Linked DNA regions of Homo sapiens: region 2 is linked to region 1. Evidence: chromatin loops called from intact Hi-C (ENCODE). Cell type or tissue: psoas muscle. All regions are shown on one strand. Each heading gives the region's core, and the rest is flanking DNA. Links, peaks and the distances in the headings are about the cores only. Region 1 overlaps SOD2 (superoxide dismutase 2). Region 2 overlaps WTAP (WT1 associated protein).

Region 1 (12,182 bases), core at 1,449-9,448:
GTATTTTAAAGGTAGAGCTGGCTTTGCTAATGGATATGCTGGTGGATTGGATGTGGGGTGAAGGGAGAGGAGTCAAAAATGACATCAGGTTCCCAAGGATGTCCTGAGGGACAGAGCTGGCATTTACTGAGACGTGGAGGACAATAGGAGGAGTAAGTTTGGGGTAGAACATCAGGAGTTCAATTTTGAGTATGTTGAGTTTCTTGTTAATGTGACTTGGAGATATTTCCCAATGAATCGTCGTCTGTCTTGAAAGTGAGAGTTGAAGGTTTTCTGTACAGTCTGTATGTTGAGCCATACATTTTAGCATTCTATTATTTTGATTGTCCTCTTTGGTGTTTCATTTCCTAAAATCTCTTCTATCTAAGAGATCCCTGAGCCTAGCAGCCAGGAGTGAATTTTCTAGCTTTTCCACCTCTGCTAGGTCCTTCATCAGTTGTTCAGCATGTCTGGGACAAATAATTTTGGGGCGGGGGGGTGCTGAATTTTAGGACAAACGGATGTTATAGATAAGCTGGTCCCATTATCTAATAGCTTACAAAGAAAAAAATATAATGTATACAGTGGTTGAAAAAGTAGGAGTTACAAAAAAATGTGTTTGCATTTTAACTTTTCAGGAGATGTTACAGCCCAGATAGCTCTTCAGCCTGCACTGAAGTTCAATGGTGGTGGTCATATCAATCATAGCATTTTCTGGACAAACCTCAGCCCTAACGGTGGTGGAGAACCCAAAGGTTGGTATATATTGGTGCACCCTTATCTACATTTTGTGCACAGTAGGAATCGATTGTTGATTTACTGAAGTTACCTTATACTTGTTTTTTGTTTTTTTTGTTGTTGTTTTTTTGAGACAAGAGTTTTGCTCTTGTTGCCCAGGCTGGAGTACAGTGGCGCAGTCTTGGCTCACTGCAACCTCCGCTTCCTGGGTTCAAGTGATTCTCCTGCCTCAGCCTCCCAAGTAGCTGGGATTACAGGCGCCCGCCACCACGCCTGGCTAATTTTTGCATTTTTAGTAGAGATGAGGTTTCATTCACCATGTTGGCCAGGCTGGTCTTGAACTCCTGACCTCATGATCTGCCCACCTTGGCCTCCCAAAGTGCTGGGATTACAGGCATGAGCCACCGTGCCTGGCCTAAGTTACCTTATTCTTACCAGAGGTATCATAGTGGCATATTTTTCATAACAACGAGTATGATAAAAGTTGTAACTTTCAAAAGGACACAAGTAGGAATGGAGAATGCTTTCATGGGGTTATGTCATAAGATTTTATGTTCACGCCAACATAGAATATCACATCAACTCCACCTTCTGGTTTCTGGATGGTACTTCATATTAGGGAAAGACTGAGAGACTTCATTTTATGAACTTTTTTTTTTTGAGACGGAGTCTTACAGTCGCCCAGGCTGGAGCGCAGTGGTGCAATGTCGGCTCATTGCAACCTCCGCCTTTCAGGTTCATGCAATTCTTGTGTCTCAGCCACCCAAGTAGCTGGGATTACAGGCATGTGGCATCACTCCCGGCTAATTTTTATATTTTTGGTAGAGACAGGGTTTCACCATGTTGGCGGGGCTGGTCTCGAACTCCTGGCCTCAAGTGATCCACCCACCTTGGCCTCCCAAAGTGCTGTGGTATGGATGTGAGCCACCGCGCCAGTCTAGAAAAGATGAACTTTCTGTCTACTAGTTTCTAGGGCCTGGATTAGATAGTTAACCGTCTGTACCTTTTTTCATCTATGTGATACAGGGATAACAATGGTGTTGTTTTGAGAATTAAATTATAGTGTCATTTGCTATTTTTCACTCTTTCCTAACTGATAAAAAGTCAGTTGTTCCAGGAAATTAGGTTTTCTGGGTATTTTTAAAAAGTGTTCAGGGAATGAGGAGAGTACAGGGCTAGATGGTCTTGTTCGCTATCACTGTTTCCTTGACTTCCTGTGTAGCTTGTGGAGGCCCAGATGACTTTAATTATCTTCTTCACCCAGGGAGGGCATGAGGCGTAAATGTAGTTCTTGTCTCTTGTTTCTGGGCTCCGGATATGCACCCTAAGTTTCTGTGGTTTTATTGTTCATTTTTAATCAGTGTTATGGAAGGCAGCCTATCTTATGCACTTGAAATAAGCAATTTCATTTTAAGGTAATGATGAATGAGGAGAGTAAGCTTGGGAAACTGGGCAACTTTTTCTTTATTTTTGTTTTTATTTATTATTATTTTGGAGATGGAGTTTAGCTCTTTCGCCCAGGCTACAGTGAAGTGGCTTGATCTTGGCTCACTGCAGCCTCTGCCCATCCCGGGTTCAAGTGATTCTCTGCCTCAGCCTCCCGAGTAGCTGGGATTATAGGTGCCTGCCACCATGCCCGGCTAATTTTTTTGTATTTTTAGTAGAGAGGAGTTTCTCCATGTTGGTCAGGCTGGTTTTGAACTCCTGACCTCAGGTGATCCACCTGTCTCGGCCTCCCAAAGTACTAAGATTACAGGTGTGAGCCACCGTGCCTGGCCAACTTATTTTTTTTCTGAGTTCAGTCTTCTAGACTATCGGTTAATACTTTTGAAGTTTTGTCAGTTACCAGAATATCAGATATATTCATATGCAACCAGTGGTTTTGGTATGCTGCCATTTTTGTTTAATCTGTACCACATTCCATCATTTGTGCTTATAAAGATGATTACTTTTAAACCCGTAGAATAAGAGAAGTGAGATTTTGACCCAGTTGATTTAGTTGATGTGACTAATCTAGAATTATATTCTGTATTACTACAGAATAAAAGGATTACAGCTCTTAAAGTATACCCTTAGTTCAGTCGTAGAGAAAACTGCCCATCAAGACAGGAAGAGCTGGGCTGCCTTGGAGAAGAACAATGACTTTATTCCCAAATGGAGGCGTAGAAGAAGGAGGGTAGAAGTCAAAGGAAAATTTTCTATTCAGGGAAAAGAAAAAGCTAACAGAAAGTAGTATTTCTTTCCTAACAAAGATAGTACAGTGAGTGGGGAAATCCCTCTAACACGATTCATTAAAAAATGTGAACTACGCAGCTGGAGGCCATTATCCTAAGCGAATTAACCCAGGAACAGAAAACCAAATACCACATGTCTCACTTGCAAGTGGAAGCTAAACATGGAGTACTTATGGATATAAAAATGGCAGCAACAGACACTGAGGACAGAGCAGGGAGGGAGAAAGAAGGGGACGGGGGGTGAAAACTGTTGTATACTAAGCTCGCTACCTGGGTGATGGCATCAATTGCACCCCAGACCTCAGCATCATATGATACCCGTGTAACAAACCTGTGCGTGTACCCTCTGAATTTAAAATAAAATTTGAACCGGGCACGGTGGCTCACGCCTGTATTCCCAGCACTTTGGGAGGCCAAGGCGGGTGGATCACCTGAGGTTGGGAGTTTGAGACCAGCCTGACCAACATGGAGAAACCCTGTCTCTACTAAAAACACAAAATTAGCCGGGCGTGATGGCACGTGCCTGTAATCGCAGCTGCTCGGGAGGCTAAGGCAGGAGAATTGCTTGAACCTGGGAGGCAGAGGTTGCAGTGACCCGAGATCATGGCATTGCACTCCAGCCTGGGCAACAAGAGTGAAACTCCGTCTCAAAAGGTAAAAAATGAAAAAAAAAAAAAAAAAAAAAAAAAGTTGAAGTTATAAAAAACAAAAACGTGAATTAAAATTGTGAAACTTAGATCCAGGTGTCGCATTCTGATGTTGTCTAATTTCTTGGGCCCTATGACAAAAATATTTTAATACATGTAATATAACATTTTACTGTAATTATTGAAATCTGTTCATTTGTGGGTGGTTTTGGATTTTTTTTTTAATAGGGGAGTTGCTGGAAGCCATCAAACGTGACTTTGGTTCCTTTGACAAGTTTAAGGAGAAGCTGACGGCTGCATCTGTTGGTGTCCAAGGCTCAGGTTGGGGTTGGCTTGGTTTCAATAAGGAACGGGGACACTTACAAATTGCTGCTTGTCCAAATCAGGATCCACTGCAAGGAACAACAGGTTAGATTTAAAAATTGTGATTTCATTTGGGAGAGATGCTCTACTGTAAAGCATTCAACTAGAAATAAGGAAAACTAACAGTGTTTTAAGAACATGTAATAATTTGCAAATCTTAACAGATAACACCCAGAGTCTTGTGTAAGTAAAAATGTTTTAGAAGTCCTGATATTTCATAAAATTAAGTACACGTAATTTTATAGGTACATTAACAAACATGTTTTATTTTTATTTATTTTTTTTGAGACAGATCTCACTGTTGCCCAGGCTGGAGTGCAGTGGTGCGATCTCGGTTCACTGCAACCTCCGCCTCCTGGGTTCAAGTGATTCTCCTGCCTCAGCCTCCCAAATAGCTGGGATTACAGGCACATACCACCATGCCCAGCTAATTTTTGTGTTTTTAGTACAGACAGGGTTTCACCATGTTGGCCAGGCTGGTCTTGAACTCCTGACCTCAGGTATCTGCCTGCCTCGGCCTCCTGAAGTGCTGGGATTACAGGCATGAGCCACCATGCCCAGCCAAATGTTTTACTTATTAACCCTGCTTCATTCTACAGAGAATTAATATCAGCTTAGATAATTATATGTACTAAAATAAAAAAAAAATTAGCTATAGAACAAGAGTGAGGAAAAGAAATACAAGCAGAGACTGATTTCAGAGCTTGTACTGTTACCTCCTCTGCTGAGCATTTGAGGTTAAACTGGGACTAGATCTCAGGTTTCCAGACCTTCTGCCTTTCTGGGGCTCTTTGGTAGAGTATATGAAAATATTCGGCTTGGAAGTGCCAGGCTGGGCTCACCAAATACTTTGCTGTTGAGCCTAATTGGATTTAAAAAATGTCACTGAAGAGTATGGGAAATAGAGCCATGAGTTGTCTGGCAGAGGGTTGGGACTTTGAACTTAAAGTGATACCTTCACATCAACAACAGTCATTCTCTGCCCCTTCTTCTACCCCTGACATTGGAATACTCTTGATCTGTGGCTCACTTCACAGGATAGACCCAGATTTTGGCAGAATCTGAACAGCTCTTTTGGGACAGTGACATGGCATAACAATTTGTAAAAGCCACAAAAAATTTGTAAGCACCGATCTGTAGAGTCAGGTTATTTGTAGAGCTGCATGACCAGAAAGGCTGATATTTGTAAGTGAGTCCCAGCTACACTCCTTCCTCTCCCTGTGGAAAGCACATTAGAAGGAAAATGAGGGAATGTCATGGCCTTTTGTTTATAAAAATCATTAATAAATTTTGCTACTTGAAATTATTAATAATAAATTACTAGTGACCTCCCTCACAACTGATCAAGACATACTGGTTAAGAATTGTTTTTGTAGAGAGAGCTATAATTTATTTTGAGTGTTTTTGTGTGTGCGTGATGGAGTCTCACTCTGTTGCCCAGGCTGGAGTGCAGTGGCGCAATCTTGGCTCACTACAACTTCCGCCTCCCAGGTTCAAGCAATTCTCCTGCGTCAGCTTCCTGAGTAGCTGGGATTACAGGCGCCTGCCACCTCGCCAGGCTAATTTTTTGTATTTTTAGTAGAGGCGGGGTTTCACCATGTTGGCCAGGCTGGTCTCGAACGCCTGACCTCAAGAGATCTGCCTGCCTCGGCCTCCCAAAGTGCTGGGATTACAGGCCTGAGCCACTGCGCCCAGACCAAAAGTTTTTTTAAATGGATGTTTTACAGATAGAACTAAATTCTTCATTTACCTCACTTAATTTCTGAAAACACTGTGTCCTCCAACTGCTCTGTATTCCCAAAGATTAAAATTAGCCTTGGGGAGCAGAGCTGGTTCCTCGTAAACCCCTGTGAGTGCCCAGACCCTTTGGAGGAGGTTCTCAGTGGGCTTTTGCCTGCTCCCACAGATGTAACCCACCCTTCCTGCTGCTCCTAAGACCACCATGAGGAAGGCTGGGAATTGGCTCTTGAATTAATTTGTTGGTATTTTTAAGAATAGCTATTAAAGTACTGTTGTTAATTTTCCCAAGTCTATTTTATTGTTAGTATTTGTCACATTTTCTTTGTAAACAGTGAATTAAAAATATTTTATAGGAATATTCATTCTTATCTAGATTTCCTACTTATATAAAAAAACAAGTGAATGAGATTGTTACAAAGGGTAATTTTGTGTGAGTAGAATAATAAAAGTTGAAATTGAGAAGATGCAATGTTTTAGACTGAAACTGATGGTTGGTTTGTTTTCCCCTTCTTTCTAACAGGCCTTATTCCACTGCTGGGGATTGATGTGTGGGAGCACGCTTACTACCTTCAGTATAAAAATGTCAGGCCTGATTATCTAAAAGCTATTTGGAATGTAATCAACTGGGAGAATGTAACTGAAAGATACATGGCTTGCAAAAAGTAAACCACGATCGTTATGCTGAGTATGTTAAGCTCTTTATGACTGTTTTTGTAGTGGTATAGAGTACTGCAGAATACAGTAAGCTGCTCTATTGTAGCATTTCTTGATGTTGCTTAGTCACTTATTTCATAAACAACTTAATGTTCTGAATAATTTCTTACTAAACATTTTGTTATTGGGCAAGTGATTGAAAATAGTAAATGCTTTGTGTGATTGAATCTGATTGGACATTTTCTTCAGAGAGCTAAATTACAATTGTCATTTATAAAACCATCAAAAATATTCCATCCATATACTTTGGGGACTTGTAGGGATGCCTTTCTAGTCCTATTCTATTGCAGTTATAGAAAATCTAGTCTTTTGCCCCAGTTACTTAAAAATAAAATATTAACACTTTCCCAAGGGAAACACTCGGCTTTCTATAGAAAATTGCACTTTTTGTCGAGTAATCCTCTGCAGTGATACTTCTGGTAGATGTCACCCAGTGGTTTTTGTTAGGTCAAATGTTCCTGTATAGTTTTTGCAAATAGAGCTGTATACTGTTTAAATGTAGCAGGTGAACTGAACTGGGGTTTGCTCACCTGCACAGTAAAGGCAAACTTCAACAGCAAAACTGCAAAAAGGTGGTTTTTGCAGTAGGAGAAAGGAGGATGTTTATTTGCAGGGCGCCAAGCAAGGAGAATTGGGCAGCTCATGCTTGAGACCCAATCTCCATGATGACCTACAAGCTAGAGTATTTAAAGGCAGTGGTAAATTTCAGGAAAGCAGAAGTTAAAGGCAAAATTGTAAATCAGTCGAGATCGGGTGCCTTCAGGGTGGTATGGCTGTATACCAAAATTGTAAATCACTACATGAAGCTTATATATTGGTTTGGCCTGAAAGGTGAAGTGGGGTAGGCAGGGGGCGGGCTTACAGGTTATGGTGGATTCAAAGACTCCCTGATTTGTGATTGGTTAAGGAAGCAAAGCTTTGTCTAAAAACTTGGGGTCCGCAGAAAGGAACATTAAGGTCTGGCCAGGCCCCTCAGGAAGAAACTGAGAGCAAAGAATGGAGGTCAGAGTTTAGTCCCTGGTGTTCCCCCTTATCTGACGTCTGTGTGAATCCATTTGGTGGGGGTCTGGGTTTCTGAAAAGTAGCTCAGGGGCACGTGTTAAGGATGTCTCTAGGTGACTCTAACTTCCCTGGCTATTGTTTGAAACTGTTATGACCTTCTTGCTTATCAGCTTGCTGGTTTCCTTCTCGGGGCGAGCTGGGTGCCTGGAGTTTTCGGTGAAGGAAACTCAAGATTCTCCTTTATTTCTGTGCTTGTGGGAATCCCCCTGGCACACCCCAAAGAGGGGTCCCTGCTCCGTCTCACAGGGATCTTTTTGTATATTTGGCTTAGCATCATACATTTGCCATGTTGTTTCATCATCTGCCTAATTTACTGTTTTTGAATATTTCATTTGTTTCTAATTGTTACTACAGATAATGCTGGGGTGAGCAACTCTGTGTACATAGGTTTATCTCCTATTGGAATATTTTCTTTATATAGGCGTTTTTTTTTTTTCTTTTTTTTTGGAGACAGAGTCTTGCTCTGTTGCCCAGGCTGGAGTGCAGTGGCGCGACCGGAGCTCACTGCAACCTCCACTTCCCGGGTTCAAGTGATTGTCCCACCTCAGCCTCCTGAATAGCTGGGATTACAGGTGCATGCTACCATGCCTGGCTACTTTTTGTATTTTTAGCAGAGACAGGGTTTCACCATGTTGGCCAGGGTGGTCTCGAACTCCTGACCTCAAGTGATCCGTCTGGCTCAGCCTCCCAAAGTGCTGGGATTACAGGTGTGAGCCACTGCACCTGGCCTATATAGGCTTTTTTCTTAAACCTATTTAGTAATGTTTTCCCAAGTTTATTTTTTATTTTTAATTTTTTCCCCAAGTTTATTTTTCTATTTTTTTTTCATGGAAAAATGGGGTAACTTAGCAGTTTCAATATTGAAGACTGAAGTTTAAAAAAAATTTAAATTCAAGGTACTTTTAAAATTCAGTTAGAAAAGTAGGCTTTAAAAATTATTAGAGACAAGAGTACCAAAGCGGTGTGTGTATGTGTGTGTGTGTATGCATGCTTGTGGATTGGAAAAACTTTGGAGACTGATTACTTTTCATTATATATGTGTCACAGTGAAACAGCTTTTATGTGTCATGTAAGATTACTGCTTGCCTCTCTAAGGAAGGTCGTGACTGTTTAAATAGACGGGCAAGGTGGAACCTTTTGAAAGATGAGCTTTTGAATATAAGTTGTCTGCTAGATCATGGTTTGTATTGAACTAACAAGGTTTGCAGATCTGCTGACTTATATAAAGCTTTTTGATTCCTACTAAGCTTTAAGATTTAAAAAATGTTCAATGTTGAAATTTCTGTGGGGCTCTATTTTTGCTTTGGCTTTCTGGTGAGAGAGTGAGGAAGCATTCTTTCCTTCACTAAGTTTGTCTTTCTTGTCTTCTGGATAGATTGATTTTAAGAGACTAAGGGAATTTACAAACTAAAGATTTTAGTCATCTGGTGGAAAAGGAGACTTTAAGATTGTTTAGGGCTGGGCGGGGTGACTCACATCTGTAATCCCAGCACTTTGGGAGGCCAAGGCAGGCAGAACACTTGAAGGAGTTCAAGACCAGCGTGGCCAACGTGGTGAAACCCTGTCTCTACTAAAAATACAAAAATTGTTTAGCTCTGTTTTTCATAATAGAAATAGAAAAGGTAAAATTGCTTTTCTTCTGAAAAGAACAAGTATTGTTCATCCAAGAAGGGTTTTTGTGACTGAATCAGCAGTGCCTGCCCTAGTCATAGCTGTGCTTCAAAAACCTCAGCATGATTAGTGTTGGAGCAAAACAAGGAAGCAAAGCAAATACTGTTTTTGAAATTCTATCTGTTGCTTGAACTATTTTGTAATAATTAAACTTTGATGTTGAGAAATCACAACTTTATTGTACACTTCATTGCAACTTGAAATTCATGGTCTTAAAGTGAGATTTGAATTTCTATTGAGCGCCTTTAAAAAAGTAATACCAAACCATAAAGTTAAAATCTATGTATATTGAGTCATATCTAAAACCACGTATAAACATAAATTGTATTTCCTGTTTTAATTCCAGGGGAAGTACTGTTTGGGAAAGCTATTATTAGGTAAATGTTTTACAAATTACTGTTTCTCACTTTCAGTCATACCCTAATGATCCCAGCAAGATAATGTCCTGTCTTCTAAGATGTGCATCAAGCCTGGTACATACTGAAAACCCTATAAGGTCCTGGATAATTTTTGTTTGATTATTCATTGAAGAAACATTTATTTTCCAATTGTGTGAAGTTTTTGACTGTTAATAAAAGAATCTGTCAACCATCAAAGAGGTCTGCATTATGCTTGCATGTCAAAAACTTTAAAAATCCTATAATCTTCTGTCATTTTCACTGAGTTTCCATGGGAAAGGAATAGTAAATAATGGGTAGTTGAAATATTACTCTTAAGACCAAGACCTGTATCTCCAGTCATATCTGTAATAACATCATCTGATAACCTAAAAGCATAGTATTAGGGATATACGACAAAACCAAAGTGTTTTTGCTGTTGTCACATACCACTCAATACTTTTACACCAGGTTGTCCAGTGGACACCAGCTGGATGTCCTATAATTCAATTCTGACACTGTCTACCTGGAATTGGAGTCAGATCCCACAGGTGGAGGGCTCAGCCCACAAGACTGCCCCCACTCCAGATACCAATCGCAAGTCCCTATACTTCTGACTGGCTATAAAGTGGGGTTCCCGTGACCCTTTCCTTGGTTTTGATTTATTTGCTAGAGCAGCTCCCAGAACACAGAGAAACACTCTACTTATGTTTACCCATTTTTAATTTTATTACTTTATTAAAACTACATATTGGTTACAATACTAATTTATTGTAAAGGATATTTCATTTATTTATTTTTTTATTTAGAGATGGAGTCTCACTGTGTCACCCAGGCTGGAGTGCGGTGGCACAGTCTCAACTCACTGCAACCTCCACCTCCTGAGTTCAAGCGATTCTCATGCCTCAGCCTCCCAAGTAGCTGGGATTACAAGTGTGCACCACCATGCCCAGCTAATTTTTGTATTTTTAGTAGAGATGGGGTTTCACTCTGTTGGCCAGGCTGGTCTCAAACTCCTGACCTCAAGTCATCCACCCACCTCAGCCTCCCAAAGTGCTGAGATTACAGGTGTGAGCCATTGCCTCTGGCTTGTAAAGGATATTTCAAAGAATACAGATGAACAGCCAGATGGAAGAGATGCACAGGGCAAGGCATGTGGGAAGGGGTATGGAGCTTTCATGCTCTCTCCACGTCATCAGCTACCCAGAAGCTCATCTGGACCCCGACCCTTTGGGGTTTTACGGAGGCTTCATTATGTCAGCATTACCATTGGCAATTGGCGATTAACTCAACCTTCAGCCTCTCTCCCCTTTCTGGAGGTTGGGGGTTGAGGCTGGGAGTCCAAACCCTCCAATCTTGCCTTGGTCTTTCTGGTAAGCAGCCCCCCGTCCTGAAGCTACCTAGAGGCTCCCAGCCACCAATCATTTCATTGGCAAACCAAAGATACTTCAAGGGGTTTAGGAGCCAAGAGACCAAGCAAGGATTGAGACAATATATATATTTCTTATAAATAACATGATCACAAATAGTATTTTATATATTTCTCATAATAGCTGGTTGTGGTTACTCACACCTATCATCCCAGCTACTAAGAAGCTAAGGCAGGAGGATCACAGGCCCAGGAGTTTGCAGCTGTAGTGAGCTATGATTGTGCTACTGCACTCCAGCCTGGGTGACAGTGTGAGACCCTGTCTCTTAAAGTTCTTGTAACATCTTAGAACATTAACCAACCACAGATTATTGCCTTAACTCTGAAAAATAAAGTAATCATACTTTTACAAGATGTATTTTACATAAAGTTCTGGTGATATTTTACTCTGGTCATTGGAATATAGGAGCTTACCACCTGGTACCACTCTTCCTAAAGTGGTATACTATTTGGTATAGTACTGGCATACTATTTGGAAAGGGATGTGAAGTTGGCATGACCTGTCTAGGGTGAAGTCATGCTGTCTGCTATTCATTGTGGGCTTTACAGTAATGAGAGTGCTTCTGTTGTCAAGATGCTTCTGGGACACGTTAAAAAAAATTTAAGATTTCTCAGTTTGTGAAAAGGAAGGAGCACGAATGCTTTCAAGTTCCTATGACATGCTAGTCATCTTTCAGTGTGTCCCATTGTTGCACCCAGTAGTCTCGATGCCCAGCGTCACGGTGATTCCAAGTTTGCCTCTCTGCCCACTATAATTTGTGCTCCATGAAGTCCCAGGACATGAGGTTCTTGTTCATTTGTGCGTCTGGGCCCATATCCAAATATTAAACAATGTGACTTAATGTATTTATCATATTGTAAATATGGGTATCCCCAAGGCTCAGAAGTTAACACAGCATATCCACAGAGAGGTTTGACAGCATGGCTGTGGTGACTGGGAAGGCCTTATGCTTGCTCCTCCTTCTGCTGCTTGCCTTTGTGTGGGCATGGAAAGAACATTGAATTAGGTACTGGAAGACCTGGGTCCTGGTCTTGGAGATTTTACCAGAGCACCTGTGGGATATTGGTCAAGATGCCTGGTTTTAGTCCTGCTCCTTTGCTGTGAAAGAGGATCTTAAGGTGCCAACTCTGGCATTTTATTTTTTACTTATTTATTTTTAAATTATACTTTAAGTTCTAGGGTACATGTGTACAACATGCAGGTTTGTTACATGTATACATGTGCCAT
Region 2 (12,182 bases), core at 1,273-9,272, 58 kb before region 1:
CTTAAATAGGATTACAGTTAAAATTTTCTAATATAAATTTAGTAAAAGGAACAAATATACTAAGTGGTTTGGGAATATATTTGTTTCACTGAGCAAAAATCTAGTACAACTGCATAGTCAATGTGAAGCCAGCTGCTAAGATAACAGAGCGAGAATAAACCATGACTTACAGTGCACTCCATGTACTGACAGGACTGATTAAAACAGTCTACAGCACTGACTGAGACTCAGTTACTATTTAGCTTTACAAAGACCCAATAGTCAACACTTTCATTCATGAAAAGAGAGGTGAATCAGACTAGAATAAATTCCATGTTCTAGGGAAGAGAACACTGAGTAAAGTGTTTTCAAAGTTAGTTTTATTCCTAAATCTATTTTGAGTTGATTGGCAAAAGACTAAATGAAAAACAGAAATACCACTGAGGTGAACAAAAATGACAGATTTTACTTACCAACAAAATAAAATATAGTTAAGAATACAGTATATAGTTAAGAATATAGTAACTACGTGGCTAATTTATGCCTTACGCTCAAAACTAACTAAATTGACTACTGATGTACTTGGCAAAGACTGCATGTAGACAAAGAAATAAAGCATTATTATTAAAAGATCAAATGGATGAGTTAGTATGCTGGACAAACAAAAGATCTACACAAATAGATTCCTAAGGATGTATATTTTATTTTTTCTAAGCTTAGCTTAATTTGAAACACCAAGGGTAAATGCAGCAGCTCTGTTTTAAAGGACAGGTACCTAATACAAACCTTTCCACTATTTTTCACTCAAGAGGGTAAGAAACCCTCCTTCTCAGGGCCAATCCTTTCAACCATTCGCTTAACCTATTCCCTCCAAACTCCTATAGTACATCACTCCCATTCTTTCTACTCTTTAAATTTAGTTTCTCTCACTTCCCACTTGACAGTTCCTCTAGAGCAGGGGTATCCAATCTTTTGGCTTCCTTGGCCAACAACCTCTTAACTGCCAAATCTAACGAACAATTTTAAATTCGTATTGTACAGAACTTTATGTATGCCTTTGTTTTAATCACTTTGTATTTTGGGGAAGGAGGAGGGAATGCTGGATTTCCTGTTTTCCTAACACCACACTCTACTCTTCTTTTAAAATTTGATCTTTGTAGGATCTATCCTAGTAGCATCGTTACTCAGTCAAACAAGACAAACCTGAAGCTGTGATTCCTCCCTAGATTTTTTTCATTCCTTCCACAACAGCATCCAAACTAAACAAGTCCTATTGATTGTGCCTCCAAAACACCTATTCTGTCCTGTCTGCTACCACCAGTGGCTTCATGTATTTCATCTGAACTATTTTAACAGCCTCACAATTGGTTTTCCTGCTTAAAGTCCTGTTCCTCTCAAATCTATCTTTCATACTCAAGTCAGAGTGATCTACCTAAAATGTAAATCTAAATCTGATCCATCACATACATCTCTTGCTGAAGAATTCTTCAGTAGTCCCCTCTCTTCTAGAATACCCAAGATTCCAGGCTGACCTCATCTTTTTTCACTCTCACCTGAAACTTTATCCTCATCTGCCATATATAATCTTGACCTTTCCTTGTGATTTTGCTCCTGCTGCCCTGCCCTGTCTGCAAAACCTCACTTGTATTATAATTGGAAGAACAGGAAGTTGTTCAGCTGGCGTATGCAGGTGACAGCTGTTTTAAAAAAAAAAAAAAGCTGGAAAAGGTTAGGTTCCATTATAGTTGAAATAACCTTAAAATCCAGGTCGAGGAGACAAGAGTGATGAGGTATCACCGAAGGCCTTGACCAGGCGTAATATGATCAAAACTGCCAGCGCATATAGGACAGATGGAGAATCAGATGTGCATGAATAGCACAAACATTGTGATGTGCACACATCAACTATGATGTCAAGAGTAGGAATCCGGAAGAGAAATGGAATTCAAGACATTCTGATCCTATGAGATATTACCATCAACACCTTCTATTCACACTCTATCTCCCAAGTGCTAGCAGTCTAAAGGTAAGATCCATTTCTCGTGTAAAGGGAAATTTGTTAAAACATTCATTAGTAACTATGGAGAAAGAAGTATCAGTGGTGGTAAGAATTACAACAAAACTGATAGAAACAAAAGGACAAAATGTGTTAAGAAGGTAGAGAAAATGATAATGGGCCAGGTGCGATGGCTCACACCTATAATCCCAACAGTTTTGGGAGGCCAAGGAGTAAGGATTGCCAAAGTACAGCAGTTCAAGACCAGCCTGGGCAACATAGGGAAGACCTCATCTCTACAAAAATTAAGAAATTAGCTGCGCTTGGTGGCGCACACCTGAAATCAGTTACTCGGGAAGCTGAAGTGAGGTGTGATTACACCACTGCACTCCAGCCTGGATGAGAGAGAGGCCCTGTCTCAAGAAAAGGGCGGGGGGGTTAGTGGGAAAAAAAAGTAAAGAAAATGATAAAAGCCAGCCTTTAGCAAAGTAAAATGTGAAGAAGTCATTTAGTAACAAGTGAAAGAAGAGTAAATACGTGCTTTTGTGGAAATTTAAACAATCTCTGTAAGGGAAGTAAAAGGACTGTGACTGAACCTTAAGGAACATTCTATTGGCAAAAGAAACAGAACAGGACTGTGCCCATAGATTTTTGGTGTCTCCAATGACCAGAATACTATCTTAGAAGACTTTAATAACACATAAGAAGACTTCTATATGTACCAAATGAAGGGAGAGTACACAAAGAATTGAAGAAACATTCAGATTTTAAAATCAGAAACAAGGATACAGCTGCCTCTAATTATTTTGTATAATTACACCGTAAGATTGAGCCTAAACTACCAGAGCTGGATGATCAATTATGTCACTAGATTTCAGATCTACGTAGACATAGTAAATACTACACAGTACACATCAAAGTTCTAACAATTAAAAAGGAGACACTAAAGAGGTTGCTGACACTAGGAAAAACAGTTCTATACACAGAGGGGACAAGAGAACAGAGATAAAGTCCTCAGATGGCTTTCCTAATCAGTGAAAGTAAAGCAATAAAGAGCAAATGTTCTTTTATTGATTACATCCTCAGACACCAAGATATCTGAAAAATGTCTGGAATTGATGAACTAATACTTATAAGGCATGAAAATTTCAAAAAAAACTTAAAACTTTGCCTTCTTGGCCACAAAAAACAGTCTAAATGAGACATTATCAAAATTTTTCATCTAGTATTCTTAAAGCTCAAAGCATACGTACCTATAAAAGATAAGCTCTTATATTTAGCATTAAATGTTTAAAATTAACATGTAATAATGTGGACTAAAAACCAATTCCTCAACTAAAGACATTTATATAACTTGAAATACTTACAGTACACTCTTGCATCTCTTGTTCCTTGGTTGCTAGTCGCATTACAAGGATGTTTTCCCTGCGTGCAGACTCCTGCTGTTGTTGCTTTAGTTTTTCTTCAGACTCTCTTAGGCCAGTTACATCATTAGCTGATGATTCAAAAAAAAATTATAAATACAATTTTAAGATCAAGTTCTAAATACCTCTGTCAAGAACAATAAGAACTAGGGTCAAAAAATTAATCAAGTCTTTAGTTTCCATCCTAACTACTTTTATAACAGGCGAATTTCTTCCTGGTCACGAGAGCTCCTTTAGGAGACAATGGTGTCATAGTGCTCCATGACTACTAACTAAATTATGTTTTTATAGTTTCATCTACTCCCAACAGAAGACAGAAAACATCTGTGTTATACAGTATTCACAAAATCCTGATTAGTATGTTTTAACCTATTTAATATAAAAATGCTGTCTGGGCACAGAGGCTCACGCCTGTAATCCCAGCACTTTGGGAGGCTGAGGCAGGTAGATCACCTGAGGTCAGGAGTTTCAGACCAGCCTAACCAACACGGTGAAACACCGTCTCTACTAAAAATACAAAATTAGCCAGTCGTGGTGATGCATGTCTGTAATCCCAGCTACTTGGGAGGCTGAGGCAGGTCAATGACTTGAACCTGGGAGGCAGAGGTTGCACTAAGCCCAGATTGTGCCACTGCACTCCAGCCTGGGCAACAGTGCGAGACCCTGTCTCAAACAAACAAATAAATAAATAAAATAGTAATAACTGCTGGACAATTTGTATTTTAAACTTGAGGCAGGATCTTATTCTGTTACCCAGGCAGGAGTCCAGTGGCACAATCAGGGCTCACTGCAGCAGCCTTGACCTCCCGGGCTCTAGTGATCCTCCTGACTCTTTTTTTTTTTGTAGAGACAAGGTCTCCCTATGTTGCCTATGCTGGTCTCAAACTCCTGGGCTCAAGTGATCTTCCCACCTTGGCCTCCCAAAGTGCTGGGATTATAGGTGTGAGCCACTGTGCCTAGCCTTAAACTTTCACAATGTTCATGACTTCTATGGGTAACACAGTCACGCAAAATTAGAATTTCAGGGTATTAACCCTTCTGAAGTTACAAAACAATATATATTGGTTTTTATACTCAACAAATAGTATGTGATTCAAACAGTAAAAAGTGAGACTAAAATGGCTTAAAATGATAAACGTTATTTTCAGCAGATTTAAAAAAATCTGTATATATTATTAAGTTATATATATTGATTTAAGCTGTCATAAATCTGTTACTGGTTGCTTCTGTTTATTTCTCTTCTAGACTAGTAACTCATGCTTCAAGTCAAATTCCTATGCAGAAGGGGTTAGGGACAAGTAAGAAAAGTTTCAAGTAGTTCTGAGTTACTGCATCTATATTCAGAACCTTGCATATAATTTTGCTAAGTCATGCCATTACATGACTATTACACCTCTGTCTTCTCCAATGACTGAGACTGTGTCTCATTCATCTTTATATTTTCTTGCACCCAACACAGTGCCTATGTACAGTTCTTATAATAAAACACGAGAAAAATTACATTTGCTTTAATAAAAACAACTATCCTTTTGATTTTAACAATCAAAAGGAGATTATTCAGTCTTTAGGAAGCTAAAACTCAAACTTACAGTTAAGATCTGTGTACTTGCCCTCCAAAGCTTGTACATATGCTTCATATTGTTTCCATCTAATAAAAAAAAATCCATACATTAGTTGTTACGATAAAATAGTTTATTAAATAAACTAGAAGATATCTATAAACTCACAGATTTTAGTAATACTGAGCATTCTTCTGGATTTTTCATTTTAAATCTAGTTTTTTTTAGACAGAGTCTCGCTCTGTCCCCCAGGCTGGAGTGCAGCGTGGCGCAAACAGGGTCTGGGCTCAAGCGATGTCCCTGCCTCAGCTTCCTGTATAGCTGGGACCAAAGGCACATGGCTCATTTTTTTGTAGAGATGGGGTCTCACTACGTTGCCCAGGCTGGTCTTGAACTCCCGAGCTCAAATGATCCTCACACCCTGGCCTCCCAAACTGCTGAAATTACAGGCCTGAGTCACCACACCCAGCCTAAATCTAGTTTAACTGATCATAAAATAGTCCCTCATTATTCCTTCCCATTTTACAGGAAACAGGTAAAAAGAGATATATAGAGAAGGTTTTTTCTGCTGAGAACATGCCAAGCATGCCCTGGGTGAGATCAAACCCCAGATTCACTTTGATATCACTGATGTTCAGGATAATCCTGGATTATAGAAGCTGAAAAAAAAATCCCACTGCTGCTTTCATATGTTGTCCACTTAGAACAAAAGGCATATTAGAAATGTGCCTCATTATGTAGAATTGAAGGTTCTTTATCTTGGCTCTTTTGGGAAAATACCATGTGACTCTTCTCAAGGTAGTATCAATTTCTGCCTGTAAACACAGGGGGAGAATATAACATTTTTCAAGACTGTAATTTAACAATCACATCTAACTGTCAGAAACCTGCATAAATGCCATATGCTATCAGAATACAAGGGGACCGTTGTTCTTCATTATACTTCTCTACCCTGAATATATACACTGCTAGGTCCTCTTAGCAATAAAGATTTTTCCTAGTCTTATTAGGCAGTTCCTAATGGAAAGCACCCTGCCCTGAATGTCTGCTATCCTGCATACTTAAGAGCCATGTTTTCAAGCTGCTCTTCAGGTACAATTAATTAAAATTTGGCTTTAGAAAACCATTTTATAATCTTAAAAACAGGCTTGTCATGAGTTATTAATATTACAACATAATGAACAAAAAGGCTCGTGCCTGTAATCCCAGCACTTTGGGAGGCCGAGGCGGGCAGATCATGAGGTCAAGAAATCAAGACCATCCTGGCCAACACAGTGAAATCCCGTCTCTACTGAAAATACAAAAAAATTAGCAGGGCATGGTGGCGCATGCCCGTAGTCCCAGCTACTTGGGAGGCTGAGGCAGGAGAACCGCTTGACCGGGAGGCGGCGGTTGCAGTGAGCCGAGATCGCGCAACTGCATTCCAGCCTGGTGACAGAGCGAGACTCTGTCTTAAAAAAAAAAAAAAGAAAGAAAAAAGAAAAAAAAAAAACCTTCCTAATACCAAACTAATCCACTTTCTATGTAAACACTGATGTTCAGCCAAGGCCATGCTTTATTTTTACGGCACTTACAACCTAAGACACGTAGTTTACCAAATATTTGGGGATGTATAGAGAAAGATCTTCAGTGGAGGCTATAAAAGAACGATTTATTTTAGAAGTACAGAAAAATATAAAAACTGAAGCAAGAACATGTATATCACAAGGATAGAAGGCACAGACTAGTTAAATAAGTAGCAGCTGGTTTAAAATCTCCAAGGGAATCAAAGAGAAAAAACTCGCCTAAAAGTCTTACATGAATTCCCTAAGGAAAGATGTTAAACTGACCTCAAGGAAATACACTGCATATGATTTAGAAACCTTAAAGGTATCTTAAAATAAAACATTTCTATGATTCTTTATTAAGATTACTGATTTTTCCCCTCCTACAGTTAAATCAAAAAAATGACTGCACAGACTAACCAGAGCAATTATGTAAGAAGGCATTAAAAAAAGTATACAATGCCAGAGACAGGGAAAAAAAAAATCATGGCCAGGCATGGTGGCCCATGCCTGTAATCCCAGCACTTTGGGAGGCCAAGGTGAGAGAATCACTTCAGGCCAGGCATTCAAGACCAGCCTGAGCAGCACCTCACCTCTATTATAATTTATATGCACATTAAAACAAACAAAAAAAAACCCAGCATTGAGTAGTAGTGTATCTTAAGTATATACTTCAGCATAAGACAGAAGTGTTTTAGAATAACAAAAATTTAAATTTTATGTGCAGAAAGACAAAGGTATGCAATGGAAACTGTCCTATGTATGAGATTATGGCAAAAAAAAAAAAAAAAAAAAAAAAAAAAAAAAAGGTAAAAAGTGTGTTCATAATACAGTAGCTGTCCAAAGGTGAAAGTAGGAAATTGTCACACTCTAGGAAACAACAAAATCTGTGTTAGCCTATCTCACAAAACATCTTTTCTCTCCTCCGCTTTCAGCCTGTTAAAATACTTATTTTATTTTTATCTAAGTTATCAAGAAACTTACTAACCATAGCAATAAAATACAGAAAGAATATATTTAAATTACAAAACACAGAACATCCTACTTCCTGATTTCTTACACAATCTAAAAAGATTATACGTTGTACTTGACAATCTGCTTTTGTAAGACATTTACAAGATAACCGCAGAAATTCAGAACTGGAAGTCACCTTTAACAATAACTTAACCCAACCTCTTCAACTTACAGATGAGAAAATGAAGAGTATGAAGTTATATGAGCTGGTGAAGGTCACACTAATAAGAAAAAGTAACCTCACTTCATTAGTAAATTATGTATTTCTTCCATAAATATAAGTGCATCTTTTAGGATTACATTTCTTTTTCAAATGTTAAACACGAAAGGAAAAACTACACAAAACAAGCCATATATTTGTTAAACTTATAGCTTCCTAGTAGTTCTTTAAAGTGTTACGTTTTCCTCGGTGTTAATATAAGAAATAGGTCATAGTATGCTCAAAAAGTACATTAAATTATTTGAGGATAGAACAACATTAAAAACAATATCTGGCACAAAGACAATTACAGTGTAGAGTCACAATATAATGTTCTATAGAAAGACTTTGTTTTTGAACAGAGAACATTTTACCTTAGAATTAACTCATCTCTTGCCATAACTTTGAAGTCTGTTTCACTCAATCGAACCTATAAAGAGAATTACAATATGAATTTAGTGTTCTTCCTGAAGACACAAAGTTCTATAATGAGACCTATGAAACATCTCCCAAGTGTGAGATTTAAACGGCTCAGTACATATTATGATTTTTTGAAAAAGTATTTTATTACAAAAGTTTTTTTTTTTTAAGGTAAACTATTTGGTATCTTAACAATGGGCATCATCATTAGGAAAATGCACATTAAAACCCCAGGTATCACCACACACTGATTAGAATGGCTAAAATAAAAATTAGTGGCAACACCAAACGCTGGTGAGGATTCAGAGAAACTGAAGTTTCCTACACTGCAGGTGAGAATATAAAAATGGTATCTGAAGAAGTATGGCAGTTCCTTTTATTAATACAACTAAAAATGAATGTGCCATATAACTCAGCAGTTGCACTCTTAAACATGTATCTCAAAGAAATGAAAACATGCAAGCAGCTTTACTTGTAAAAGCTAAAAAACTGAAAACTATCCAAATGTCCTTTAACAGGCAAATGATTGAACTATCATACAGCCACACCATGGAACACTTTAAGCAATAAAAAGAAACAGGACTACTGATACATGAAACAATTTGTATAAGCCTTAAGGAAACTGTGCTAAGTGGAAGGAAAAAAAATAGTCTCAAAAAGATGCATACTACATGATTACATTTATATAACACTCTGAAGTAACAATTATACAAATGGAGATAAATTAGTGGTTGCCAGGGGTCAGGCATGGAGAGGGACGGGGTAGATGTGGCTATAAAAGAATAACTCGATGAAGCTTTATGGTGATAGTTCAGATATGTATCTTGATTAATGATGGTTACACAAAGCTAGACATGATAATAGTGCATATAGCTCTTCCCCACTTCCCCCAATAACAGTGCTAGTATAACGTGAAATGTGAATAAGCTCTGTGGATTGTACCAATGTCAATTCCCTGATTTTCACAGTTATTAGAGATGTCTGCTAGTCACGCAAGGTGTTAACAATGAAGCAGGCTCAGTGAAAGTTGCACAGAACCTCTCTGTACATTTATTTGCAACTTCCTATGAATCTATAATTATTTCAAAACAAAAAGCTGAAAGAAGGGCATAAGCTAACATGCTTCAAAAATTGAGAAACAGTATATTCACTACACCAAATAAAGGCTGTAAAGGTGAGATACCTCTCCTACCTCAGTATAAAATTAAGGCTTTGGCTGGGCATTGTGGCTCATGCCTCCTGCACTTTGGGAGACTGAGGCGGGAGTATATCTTGAACTCGGGAGTTCAAGATCAGCCTGGGTAACATGGCAAAACCCCATCTCTACCAAAAAATACAAAAATTAGCCAGGCGTAGTGGCACACCTGTAGTCTGAGCTACTTTGGGGGGCAAAGGTGGGAGGATCGCATAAGCTGGGGTATGAGGCCACAATGAGCCAAGATTGTACCACTGCACTCCAGCATGGGCAACAGAGTGAGACTCTGTCTCAGAAAATAAAAAATAAAAATAAAATAAAGGCTTTATTAGTATTCCCTTACAAGACACTTAAATTTTTTTCCTTAAAAATGTTTCAAATTATAATACTAACCAGTAAAATAGTATTACCATAAAATGGAACGAGGGAACTATTATAATGTAACATATTGAAAGGCTGCCAGAGGCAGCTCATGCCTATTATCCCAGCACTTTGGAAGGCAGAGGCAGGTGGCTATCTCTTGAGCCCGGGAGTTCGAGACCAGCCTGGGCAACATGGTAAAACCCCATCTCTACAAGAAATACAAAAATTAGCTGGGCGTGGTGGCACGTACTTGTAGCCCCCAGATACTCAGGAGGCCGAGGTGGGATGATCGCTTGAGCCCAGGAGGCGGAGACTGCAGTAAGCCAAGATTGCACCACTGCACTCCAACCTGGGCAAGAGAGCAAGACCCTGTTCCAAGGGAGGAAAATCAAAGGGTACCAGAGGGAGCACACAGTAATTCTCAGATTATGAAAGCATAATACAATCCTTTATTCATTTAATGAGTAATCTGACTCCACAATAGGAAACTTCTGTAATATCTAAATTATTCACTTAAATATTAAGTTTAGTAAGCTTTCCCAATTGAATCACAAATTCCTCCTAGAGACGATGTTACCTCTTTTATAACAGCCACTGTGTGTGTGTATGTGTGTGTATGTAAGAGTAATTAAACTCAAGGTAGGAATGCACAACAGGGGGAGATTTGAGACTAGACAACAAAACTTCAGAGAAAAAGGTAGAATTTGAAAATTAGCTATAACCATTTTTTTAATAAAGTAGTTTTTAATTACAATCAAAGGGATTTACACTAGGAAAAGAATAATAATATACTCATAATGTCCATTTTTGACATTATTTGTATATATGTACCTGGAAATATTTACATAATGAACATTAAGAGTAGACCTGGAAATATTCACATAATGAACATTAAGAGTAGACCATGGGAATATTATTATAACTAAAGTTTTCCAAAATCTGAAAATATTCTAAAAAATATACTGGATATAAGATACAATATCTGGCACACTGTACAACTCCAATGCTATTATTGTTATAAAGGCAAAGAAATGAAAAATAAGCAAACAACGATAATCCCTTCAAGTCTATTTTTTTTTAAAGTGCTTAAAAAAGCCCCCAAAAAACCCAAAACAAAACAAAAAAACCCAAAACCAAAACCCATACCTTCTTGGGAAGAGGTTCTTCGTTGGTCATCTTGAATCCTAAAAAAAAAAGTTGCGGAAAACAAGTTCAATTTATTTTCTTCCAGTGAAAGTAGGAATAAAAAATACTGACTCTTTCAAATCAATTTATTAGTGAACTAAATTACTGTTGAATAATTAGAATTTAAATAAACAATTTTAAAATAGTTTTAGATTTACAAAAAAGTGGCAAAGATATTACAGAGTTCCTATATACTCTGTACCCAGATCTTCCTTTGTTAACATCTTCCATCATTAGAGTTATTGGGTAGTTTTTACAAATTCCCTCGTAAAAAAGCTGATCAGCCATTCAAATCATTTGATGTCGCCATAAAGGGTGAAGAGAAATATAATGACCTCAAGTAGTATCCTACGCATGTTGCTAAGGGACTATAAAAGGGTAATACCAGTTTAAGTCTTTCCTTTTATAGCATTATGTTGTTAAAGTAAGGTAGTACCTACCACAGCCATAATTTACTACTGCCCAATAGTTTTTTAGATATATTATATATTTTATTTTTATTTTTTTTGAGACACAGTCTCACTCTGTCGCCCAGGATGGAGTGCAGTGGCGCGATCTCAGGTCACTGCAACCTCCGCCTCCAGGGTTCAAGCAATTCTCCTGCCTCAGCCCCCTAAATAGCTGGGACTACAGGTGCGTGCCACCACACCTGGCTCATTTTTGTATTTTTAGTAGAGACGGGGTTTCACCGTGTTGGTCAGGCTGGTCTCGAACTCCTGACATTGCAACCCGTCCGCCTTGGCCTCCCAAAGTGCTGGGATTACAGGAATGAACCACCACGCCCATCCTATTACATATTTTAAAATATATGTTACACTGGTTGGGCGTGATGGCTCACGACTGTAATCTCAGCATTTTGGGAGGCTGGTGGGTGGATCACTTGAGGTCAGAAGTTCAAGACAAGTCTGGCCAACATGGTGAAACTCGGTCTCTACCAAAAAATTAAAAAAATTAGCCCGGCGTAGTGGCACACGCCTGTAATCCCAGCTACTAGGGAGACTGAGGCAGGAATCGCCTGAACCTGGGAGGCGGAGGTTGCAGTGAGCCGAGATGGCGCGCCACTGCATTCCAGCCTGGGCAACAGAGACTCCATCTCAAACAAACAAACAACAAAAACTCACATACACATGTATGTCACACCTTAATAAAAATATTCCTACAGTATTTAATTTTATGCCAAATATTTTGTATCTCAAAATTAGCTTCTTTATTATACAAAATTCACTTAACCCTGTTTCAAAGATAGGTTAATGAATTCAAGTAGGGAACACTTTATTATGCTGTTTTTTAGAACGAATGCTAAT

The links. Hi-C counts contacts between places; a loop is a spot of excess contacts. Peaks named below come from ENCODE experiments on the same cell type or tissue, not always from the same donor. Only the 100,000 strongest peaks of a DNase experiment are listed, where the experiment ranks them.
Region 2: it touches region 1 in a loop (2.7-fold over the local background); 12 of 110 quality-filtered maps call a loop at or near these places.

What each region holds. Positions count from the first base shown.
Region 1 is chr6:159,676,678-159,688,859 of GRCh38, reverse strand. SOD2 (superoxide dismutase 2) reads left to right here. Exons shown (of 5, transcript NM_000636.4): 3 at 618-734; 4 at 3,827-4,006; 5 at 6,222-12,182. The coding sequence ends at 6,367. Among named protein-coding and RNA genes, the nearest start is that of SOD2, 10 kb to the left of the region's middle. RefSeq lists a silencer at 1,293-1,543. In psoas muscle, for the core only: no CTCF peak of the experiment used is centred there; no DNase peak of the experiment used is centred there; H3K4me3 peaks cover 2,156 bases; H3K27ac peaks cover 2,193 bases.
Region 2 is chr6:159,734,953-159,747,134 of GRCh38, reverse strand. It overlaps WTAP (WT1 associated protein), which reads right to left. Exons shown (of 8, transcript NM_001270531.2): 2 at 10,840-10,877; 3 at 8,090-8,145; 4 at 4,989-5,047; 5 at 3,343-3,470. The coding sequence starts at 10,869. It also overlaps a transcript of SOD2 not described here. Among named protein-coding and RNA genes, the nearest start is that of WTAP, 14 kb to the right of the region's middle. In psoas muscle, for the core only: no CTCF peak of the experiment used is centred there; no DNase peak of the experiment used is centred there; H3K27ac peaks cover 1,581 bases.